2 separate regions of the Mus musculus genome follow, and region 2 is linked to region 1. The links are chromatin contacts, found by Hi-C or POLR2A ChIA-PET in ENCODE. All regions are on one chromosome and are shown on one strand. The core of a region is the stretch at or near the end of the contact, and the rest is flanking DNA. Distances in the headings are between cores, read along the strand shown. Region 1 holds the start of Arih2 (ariadne RBR E3 ubiquitin protein ligase 2). Region 2 holds the start of Prkar2a (protein kinase, cAMP dependent regulatory, type II alpha).

Region 1 (4,683 bases), core at 1,074-3,573:
GGGGGTAAGAGGGGGGGAATGGGCTTACAATGGCCAGGTGAGGTGGTGCAAATCTACACCTTTAATTCCAGACTGGTAAATTCAATGAGTTGCATGGTGAGATGCTGTCTCAAACAGAGGCTTACAAATGAAGCTGGGATTGATAATGCTGAAGTATCTTGCCTAGGATCATACAAAGTCAACTAGCAGAGGCAGCATCAGAATTCCATTCTAAGCAGATTCTAGCCATCACTCTCAGGAGGCCTGATTTAAAGCTACAGAAATCTCACTAACTAAAGAGCATACCCTTTCAAATTCTGATTTCTCCTTAGGATCTGTCGAGAACATGGCTCACAGCTTTTTCACCAACCAAATAACCAAGTAGATGGGAATCCAGGTTCTTTAAAAGAATTGACTGTTTCATATACTTCCTGGTGTTCTAGATTCAGATCTAAATAAAGCTTTTTTAAAATAAAAATTTTATAAACACACATATTTTTGATACAAGGTCTCACTATGATGATGTCTGTCCTCAAACTCACAAGAGCACAGCTTCCTAAATGGCCAGACTAAAGGTGAGTGACACCATTAGGCTCTGTTAAGAGATTCCTGAAGGAAGGCTGGCCTTGCTGAGCTTAGTGGCACATTCTGGGATCCCCAACTTAGGAGTGTCAGCAGGAGGATCAAAAGTGGGAGACACTGGCTGGGCGTGGTGGCGCACGCCTTTAATCCCAGCACTTGGGAGGCAGAGGCAGGTGAATTTCTGAGTTTGAGGCCAGCCTGGTCTACAGAGTGAGTTCCAGGACAGCCAGGGCTATACAGAGAAACCCTGTCTCAAAAAAAAAAAAAAAAAAAGTGGGAGACACTGTCTCAAAATAAAGCACGCAAGAAAACTGAATCCTGACTTTGTTCAAAGGGCCAATGTGTTATTTTCTTAATGTCAAAGTATTCAAGATGTTAAATATGACTATCTCAGAGAGAAATGGTACAAAATTAGTACTTTTTCCAAGAGTTAAAGTCATCTTCAAAAAAACCTGCCACTCATTTTGAGCTGGTTTCCAAGACATGGCCACATACAAAAGGATAAAGACCTTTTAGTTTGAAGTTGACAGGAACACAAAAAAATTGGCTAGTCGCACAGATGTTTAACTCCAGTTGTAACACTTGGCCCTCAGTAGTCATTTATTAACTACATTTCGAAGAAAACTTCTTGGCTGAAAAATATGAATCAGCAACTTGTTTAAAAACTCAGCAGCATCCCGGGCGTGGTAGTGCAAGCCTTCAATGCCAGCACTTGAGAGGCAGAAGCAGGTGAGTTCGAGTTCGGCCCAGTCTACACAGTGAGTTCCTTGACAGCCATGACTATGTAGACACTGTCTAAAAACAACCAACTCGACACCGCATCTGTCCTAATAATGGCAGGTAGCCGCCGATTACATGGAGTTATTGAAAGTTAGTTTACTTTTAAAAAGTCAAATGTAGTTTCTCAGATATACTAACTACATACATGTCAACACGAAAGCCGTGTGTGGCTTAATGGCTACCATACTGAACAGCAAAGGTCTAGAACGTGTTCGTCGCCGACAGAAAGTTCTACGAGACAGAGTAACAAACAGAAGAACTAAGGCGAGCTCGTCCGAGAACACCACCGCCTCTCTTGAGGCTAGACCAGTGGCGTCGGGCGTGACCGGTCGCACGTCTCTGCGAGGCGCCCCGGTCTTCGCGCGGACACGGAACCCACGCGCGGGGAGGCCCTTTCCCAGGACGGGCGTTAACAAACAGTGCGGCTGGCGCTGCCAAAGCTCCCAACCACCAGAGAAACGGGGAGCCTCCGAGGCGGTGCGTTCGCCTGGAGCGCCCAGAAGGGCAGGCCCGAGCGCACCCGAGCCTCGCGGGCCAGAGGCCCTGGCCTCCGACCTCTCGGGGAGCTAAAGAGCCAACGAGGAAGAGGAACCCAGGAGAGACGCCAGGCACCCGCCGGCGCGGGCTGTCGCCTCCGGGAGTGCCTATCAGTCGGCGGGGAACGTCGGGACCTGGGACGGCCCGGCCTCGCAAGCGGCGGCGAAGGCGGAGCCCGGACCGCGCCGGCGAAACGCGCGGGGATCCCCCCCCTCCCGGCGGCCAGTCAAGAGTAAACAAGGCCTCGACTCCCGCCGCGCACTTACCGGGAGCCGCGACCTCGCGGCCGCAGAGCCCAGGCCGGCCGGACCAGGTCAAGCCAGACCAAACCAGGCTGACGGAGGCGTAGCGGCAGCGGAGGCAGCCGGCGGACGCGGCTCAGGCCCGCGCAGCTTCCTCCGGCAGAGCCGTCCCCCGCAGCTCCGGAAGTGTTCTGCGCCGCGCGTCACTTCCGGTAGGGGTCGACCTGCGGTCGCCCTGGAGGCTCCCAGGCTTCTGACGACTGCGTAGTCGGTTGGAATCGCTTCCTCACCATCCTCTAGCGAGAGCCCCTGGGAGGAACTACTGAGCGTTCGCTTTTGAAGGAATGATGTAGGAATTTGTTTCCTGCGTTATAGCCTACCAGTGTCTTTATTCGATAGTTAGTTTTAGGTTTTCTTGCGTGTATTTTGTGTGTGTCGCACGGCTCGCGTGCAGAAGAGGTCAGAGGACAATTTTCCGGGAGCAGTTTTTCTCCTTCCACCATGTGGGTTTCGAGGATCAAACACTTGTCAGGCGTGGCAGTAAGCGCTTTTTACCCACTGAGCCATCAGACCCTTAGATGAGGTATTTTTAGCTTTTTTTTTTTTTTTTTCCCCTGACCAGACGTCTACCCACTTCACTGTTTATACTCTGACGAACAGCGTGAGAAGACATTCTGGCAACACTGGAGTAGGTTAAAAAGATCATAGTTTCCGGGCAACTATGGTTTGACATGAGCCATACTCGGAATTTCTACGTACGTTAGGAGGAAGTTCTGGCCCATGAGCAATCAGACTTTAGTTTCTCATGACACTATCCCCCTAGCCACCCACTTCTCCGACTTCCACTCACCTTCACGACGGGTATTTTTTGTTTGGTGTGGTTATATTTAGAAGCAACTCACTATATAGCCAAGGCTGGTTTGCCTTGCTAGATTACCAGACCCAGAGATTCATACATCGTAAGTGTTTCGCTGCACAACTTCTACCCACGATATAGACTGCATTAGGACTCCAGTCACCAAGTTCTGGTCACCAAGCCTTGTTGTGGACTGATAGGAGGCTCGCTCAAGTAGCAACTCCATCGAGATGTTAATTACTGGAGTGAAGCCAGAGGCACTGTGAGGTAAATCAATGTTCGTGCAAATCTGTAGATAACCTAGTTCTACCTTTTCTGGAGTGTATGTATTGGTATTCAAGACACCCGGAAAAGTGAGGCAGAAAGAAAAAAGACCGTGTAATAGCCTCTTTTATGTAATTCTTGGAAAAAATATAACTGAAGAGACTTGGGAGTTGGCTGGGCCATTAAGAGCTCTTGCTGTTCTCTCCAGAAACCTGAGGTCCTTGCCCACTATTGATAATGTCCAGGGGATCCGAAGCCCTCTTTGAACCTCTTCCGGCACACACATACTTGTAAACAGAAAATTAAAAAAAAAATTTTTTTTTCTTTTTTGAGAAAAGTTCTCACTATATATCCCTGGATAACCTGAAGCTCTGTACAGACCTAAAACTTACAAACTCACATGTGTGCAGCCACACAATCTACTTAAAATATCTACAAATTTGGGTCATGAATCAAAATCAGGGGTAATCAAATGTTGAAAGTCGCTAGAACAAGAATAGCACTTGGGGTGCAAAGGCTAGGGGAATCATTGAAAGTTCCAGGCCTCGGGAGGCAGAGGCAGGTGGATTTCTGAGTTCAAGGCCAGCCTGGTCTACAGAATGAGTTCCAGGACAGCCAGGACTGCACAGAGAAAAAAAAAAAAAAAAAAAAAGAAAGTAAGTTCCAGGCCAACCTGGTCTACATACTAAGTGCCAGGCTGCCCAACAAGGCAGCCAGAGGTACATGATCAGTAATTATCTTTAACAACAACAAAAAAAGTAGCTGGGCAGTGGTGACACACGCCTTTAATCCCAGCACTTGGGAGACAGAGGCAGGCAGATTTCTGAGTTTGAGGCCAGCCTGGTCTACAGAGTGAGTTCTAGGACATCCAGGGCTATACAGAGAAACCCTGTCTCAAAAAACAAAAAACAAAAAAACAAAACAAAAAAACTGTGCCACTTGCTTTTACAGAGAAGATTCACGTCAATTGATAAAATGTCTTCATTAAATTGGCCTGTAACGAAGACATTTTCTTGATTAATGATTGATGTAGGAGGATCCAGCCCACTATCAACAGTGCCATCTCTGGATGGGTGGTCCTGGCAGTAAAAGATTGGAAACTAAAGCTAGGCAGTGGTGGCACATGCCTTTAATCCTAGCACTTAGGAGGTAGATAGAGCTCTGAGTTCCAGCAAGACCATCCTGGTCTGTGAATCAAGTTCCAGGACAGCCAGGGCTACACAGAGAGACTATATCTTGAGAGAAAGAGAGAGAGAGAGAGAGAGAGAGAGAGAGAGCGCTCAAGCAAGTGAGAGCGAGCAGGCTGAGCAATCCATGGGATCAAACTAGTGAGCCATGCTCTTCCCTTATCCCTGCTTAGGTTTCTGCCTCAAGTTCTTGCCCTAATTTCCTTCTATGAGGGACTATAAGCTAAAAGATGAGATAAATTTTTTCCTCTTCAAA
Region 2 (4,868 bases), core at 420-2,919, 43 kb after region 1:
TGGCTAGACTGGGCCGTGGTGGTGCACATCTAATCCCAGCACTCAGGAGACAGATCTCTGAGTTCAAGGTCAACCTGCTCTAAAAAGTGAGTTCCAGAACAGCCAGGACTACACAGAGAAATCCTGTTTTGAAAAACCAAACCAACAACCTCTCCCCTCCTCCCATACCCCCCCAAAAAGAGCCAGTCTGCTCAAGAGAAGACCCATCTCCACTGTGTTGCTTTGCTTTTTTGTTTTTGATTTGAGATAGTTTCATGTAACCCAGGCTAGACTTGAATTATGTAGCAGCTTTGAAAGAAATGATACATATTATGAGACTGAAGTCAGGAGAGCAGTTTCTGCTTCTTTTGTTGCTGAAATGTATCATTTGTTCCTTCTTCATTCATTCATTCATTCATTCAGTCTTCACAAGTATGCTGTCAGTGCCTCCAGCCAGCATGCTGGATACTGCTTCGCCGCCACTCAACATACATTCAGGGACACATAGCTGTTTGTAGTCTCAGGTCTACCTAGCTTACAGCCTGGACTGGCCCCTACATTGAGTACCTCAGTAAGGTGTTCCCCTGTCACCATACACAGCTCAGTTCCCAGCAGCCTGAGGTTTTGGGTTTGTGCCAGGCCTTTATGGGCGGTGCTAGTGGAGATCTTAATTAATACTGGTTAATTACCAGGTGGTGCTTAACAATCCCAATACCCTTCAGGTTCCCAAGCTCACGAGTTGCTGGCTGGTTCCGGCAGGGAGAGGGAGAACAGTATTCTCGCTGGCTCTTTGGCCAGCACCTAGGCTGGATATTCCAGAAAGGTCTGTAACTTCTTTTGTTCAAGTTTGGTGACAGGAGGAAACAAGTTGAGGAACAGCAGGTGCCTCTCTAGTTCACCTCTGCCCTCTTCCCAAAGGCAAAAGACAACACGGTCTGTGGTCTGCTCAACTTCACCAAGTAGTGTGGCCCAGGGTTGAGTGGGGAGGAAGGAGGACTCTAAGTCTAGGCCTGAAGACCAAGATGGAAGTGTCCAAAAGGAGGAACAAGCCCCGAGGTCTGTCCAGCTCCTGGCATTATTCTGCTTTCTTACTGCCCACAATCGGCTGAGCGAGCTCTTTCAGGGTTATTTCTCTGCTTGAGGCTCACAAGTGACTATCTCACTGAAACTTTTACTTCCTACAAAGCCTTCCCCCTTTGACATCTCACGACGTCATATTAGACTCCTTAGGACCTCAGGCAGTCAGGCACGCATCGTTCTACCTGTCAGTCAAGGTGGTTCTTCTGACTTGACTAGGTCTTTGTTCCTGTTGTACAGGACTTTCCTCCAGATCGTTCTCTGGGCAAACCTGCTCAGTACTTTAGGCTTAGCATTAATGTCGTTCCCTAGAGTAAGCCCTCTGGCCCTCCACTAGAGCAGGGGTCAAGGTGAGGTGGTCCTGTGTCACTTCAGTGACCCTGGCACTCCTTTAAGAGGCTCGCAGCATGCTCCGAAAGCATGAGTGAAAGGTTTTTGTGACCAGGCGAGACGCACTAACCAGCCCGCCTCGCAGCCGGGCCACTCTTTCCTCATCTCCGGGGCCTCCCGCACCTTGACCATGGGCTGCTCCGAGAGCGGGAGGCTCAGCGGCGCACGCGCACTCTGGGCCAGCTCCTGGCCGGGGACGCGCACGCCCGCGGCCGCGTGCGTCACAACCCGGGCGCCTGCCGCGCCCGTCCAGCTTGCCTGCCCGGCGGTCCCCGCGGCGGCGGCGGCGCGGCGGCGGCAGCGGCGGCGGCTGCGGCCGGGTGACAACAGCAGCGGCGCCAGGCTGGCTTGCTAGCGGAAGGGTCGCGCGGCCCGCACAACAAACTCAGACCCGGCCAGAATAAGGCGCGACGCGAGGAAGGCCGAGACGGGCCGCGCGGGAGACCGCGGGCGCGGAGTGACAGGCCGGCGTGAGGGAGCGCGCAGGTTGCAGCCGCCGGCCGCCCGGACCCGCCGGGCCCCTCGGACGTCGCAGGCATGAGCCACATCCAGATCCCCGCGGGGCTCACGGAGCTGCTGCAGGGCTACACCGTGGAGGTGCTTCGGCAGCAGCCGCCCGACCTCGTCGACTTCGCGGTGGAGTACTTCACACGCCTGCGCGAGGCCCGCCGCCAGGAATCAGACACGTTCATCGTCTCCCCGACGACCTTTCACACGCAGGAGTCCAGCGCAGTCCCCGTCATCGAGGAGGACGGGGAGAGTGACTCGGACTCGGAAGATGCCGATCTGGAAGGTAGGCGGGCGGGGCAAGGCCGAGGTGCGATGTGGGCACCGAGTGAAGGGTTCAGGGAGGGACCCGAGGGCCGACCAGGGGTGCCCTGGGCTCGGCTCCCGGCCTTACCCTGGGCCGAGACCCGAGAGCTCTCCAGCCCAGCTGCTTGGGTTCCCCGGCGTGTGAGCATTCCAAATTGAGCTCCGCGGTTCTCTGAGCCCGAGCGTTCACGGAGAGTGATTTGTCAGATTCTGCCTTGAATGAAGCGTGCGCGTTCTTTGGTCCGCGTGGTGGCGCGGAGCTTGAGTCGGTCCCGCCAGAAGCTGCTCTGCCTCTTTGCCTTAGACCCCATAGCCTGCTTGCTTTCCGAAGACAAGAGCACCAGCACCCGGCAGCTCGCCCCGAATAAACCGGATGATCATTTCATTTGCAAAGAATTCCGTTTTGGAAGAGTTATTGCTGAAAACTGTTGGAGACGAGGCCGATCGCCTTGATTAAGCAGGAACTCAGTAGGTAGTTCAAGCTGACCTCGAACTTGGGGTCAACTATCTACCTCTGCCTCAATGAAAACCTTATAAGCATACACATAAGAGGAACGATGAGCTGAGCCCCTCCCTAAATGCTGTCACTCACATTCAGTAGCTGAACCTCCTCCCCCAATACTGCCTGCCGCTCACATTCAACAGTTATCAATATTTTCACTATTGTTTTACCTATATATATATTTCCTCTCTCCCTTTGCTCAAGTATGTAAAGGAAATTTCAGTTATGCCATTTTATTCGTGTCCAGTTAATTATGCGTTCCTCCTTCTCTTCCTCCTCCTCCTCCTCCAAGTTTCGATATGGTTAAAACAATTGAATCAAACTGGCGAGCATAATCAATACCTCGATTCCAGTGTTGATTGCAGGGAAGTATACAAGTAACATTCTACTCATTTGATTTAAGTAAGACTGTCAAAGAGCAATTTTATTTCCTCGGTTGCTTCCACTTATGCTTTATTAACATAATAGAGTTAGCCTGCTTTAATTGTTTTAATTTTAATTAATCCCCCCCCCCTTTTTTTTGAGACAAAGTCTCACTGTGTAGCCTTGGATGATGTAGACCAAATTGGCTTTGACCTCATGAGATCTGCCTGCCTCTGCCTCCTGAGTAGTGCTGGGATTAAAAATGGGCAATCTATGCCCAACACCGGCAGATTTATTTTTCTTTATGTGTTTGTCTATCTGCCTCATGTATATGCATACTATATTAGGCAGCTCTCAGGCCAAAAGAGGATACAGATGGTTGAAAGCCACCATGTAGGTGCTGGGAATTAAAACAGCATTCCTTAGAAGAGCAGCCTGTGGCTTTAAGCACTGAGCCATCTCACTAGCCCTTTTATTTTCTGTTCCAGCGCTGAGCCTCCCTTCAGAGTATTAATGAGCGCAGGACTCCCACTTGGAATAATAAACTCTGGAGTTGGATGACAGCGATGGCTATCTTTTTGTCAGCTTTGCTGTGTTGCAAGGTTGTTTGCAGACTCCTGGCTCCTGCCTGCAAGTGTTCTTCCCTCTTTAACTTTTCTTTGGTTGCCTTCTGCTTTTGGTTGGATTTTGTACTTGCAACTGTTCCTTATTTGGCTATGCTACATTGTATCAGCGGTTAGTGGTCATTTGGAGGTTTCTACTTTGTGGGTAGAGGGAATGTGCTGCTCTAGACTCTGGGACAGGGTTACTTTGTAGGTGTGTGTTTCCATTATTCTTGAATCTATACCCAGAAATACTAAGCCCTCCCTCCCCCTTTTTTTTCCTTATAGATAGGGTTTGAGAACTGAGCTCAGGCCTGAACTTTGTATTCTTCTGCCTCAGCTTCCCCAGTGCTGAGATTGAAGATGTGCATCACCACTCCAGCCCAGGCTCCTCTTTTTCTTCTTTTTAAAGATGTATTTATTTTATGTATATGAGTACACTTGCTGGGAATTGAACTCAATACCGCTGGAAGAGCAGTCAGTGCTCTTAACCACTGAGCCATCTTTCTAGCCCTCTTTTTTTTTTTTTTTTTTTTTTGACAGGGCTTCTCTGTGTAGCACTGTCTGTCCTGGAACTCACTACTTCCTGAGTGCTTGGGTTACAAAGTGTGGGGCATCAGATCTGGTTTTCCTCTTTAGGTTAGTCTTATGGGTTCTGTTCTTTGGGGTCAGATTATTGAGGCTTCTTGTCTGTTGGCTCCATGACCATAGTTAGTAAGTGATTTCTCTTTTTGTTTCCAATCCAAGTGTCTAAGGCTCAGTGTATCTGCTTGCAAAACAAACATTACCTGCTTGGTAATGTTCCAGAGTTGTTTTGTTTAGATCCTCAGATGGTTCTGAGTTTGGTTCATTTCGGTGCACACCAGATTTTAAAAGTGGCTTGTAGACTGGGTGTGGTGATGTACACTTGTAATCCCAGCGTTTGGGAGGCAGAGGCAAAGGGTTTCATAAATTTGAGGCCAATTAGCTCTACATAGTAAGTTCAGGCCGTCTGGGGCTACATAACAAGACCCAAAAGAGAAGGGGGGGGGGAATTTAATAAAATGATTGAACATTACTAGTCTTGTATATATTCTTTTAAAAATATTTTTATTATTTTAAATTATAGTATACACATGAGTGCTGGTTCCTACAGAAGCCAG

The links. A loop is a pair of places that touch in the nucleus more often than their neighbours do. ChIA-PET counts read pairs that join two places held with the same protein, here RNA polymerase II (POLR2A).
Region 2: a map of heart shows a loop between it and region 1 (2.0-fold over the local background). The contact joins the promoter of Prkar2a here to the promoter of Arih2 in region 1. A Hi-C loop is called at or near these places in 2 of 37 maps with a recorded cell type or tissue (gastrocnemius and heart). POLR2A ChIA-PET finds 5 or more read pairs at or near these places in 2 of 5 experiments (Patski and embryonic stem cell).

What each region holds. Positions count from the first base shown.
Region 1 is chr9:108,647,085-108,651,767 of GRCm38, forward strand. Arih2 (ariadne RBR E3 ubiquitin protein ligase 2) reads right to left here and starts at 2,324. Exons shown (of 16, transcript NM_011790.5): 1 at 2,145-2,324.
Region 2 is chr9:108,690,474-108,695,341 of GRCm38, forward strand. It overlaps Prkar2a (protein kinase, cAMP dependent regulatory, type II alpha), which reads left to right and starts at 1,670. Exons shown (of 11, transcript NM_008924.3): 1 at 1,670-2,239. The coding sequence starts at 1,984.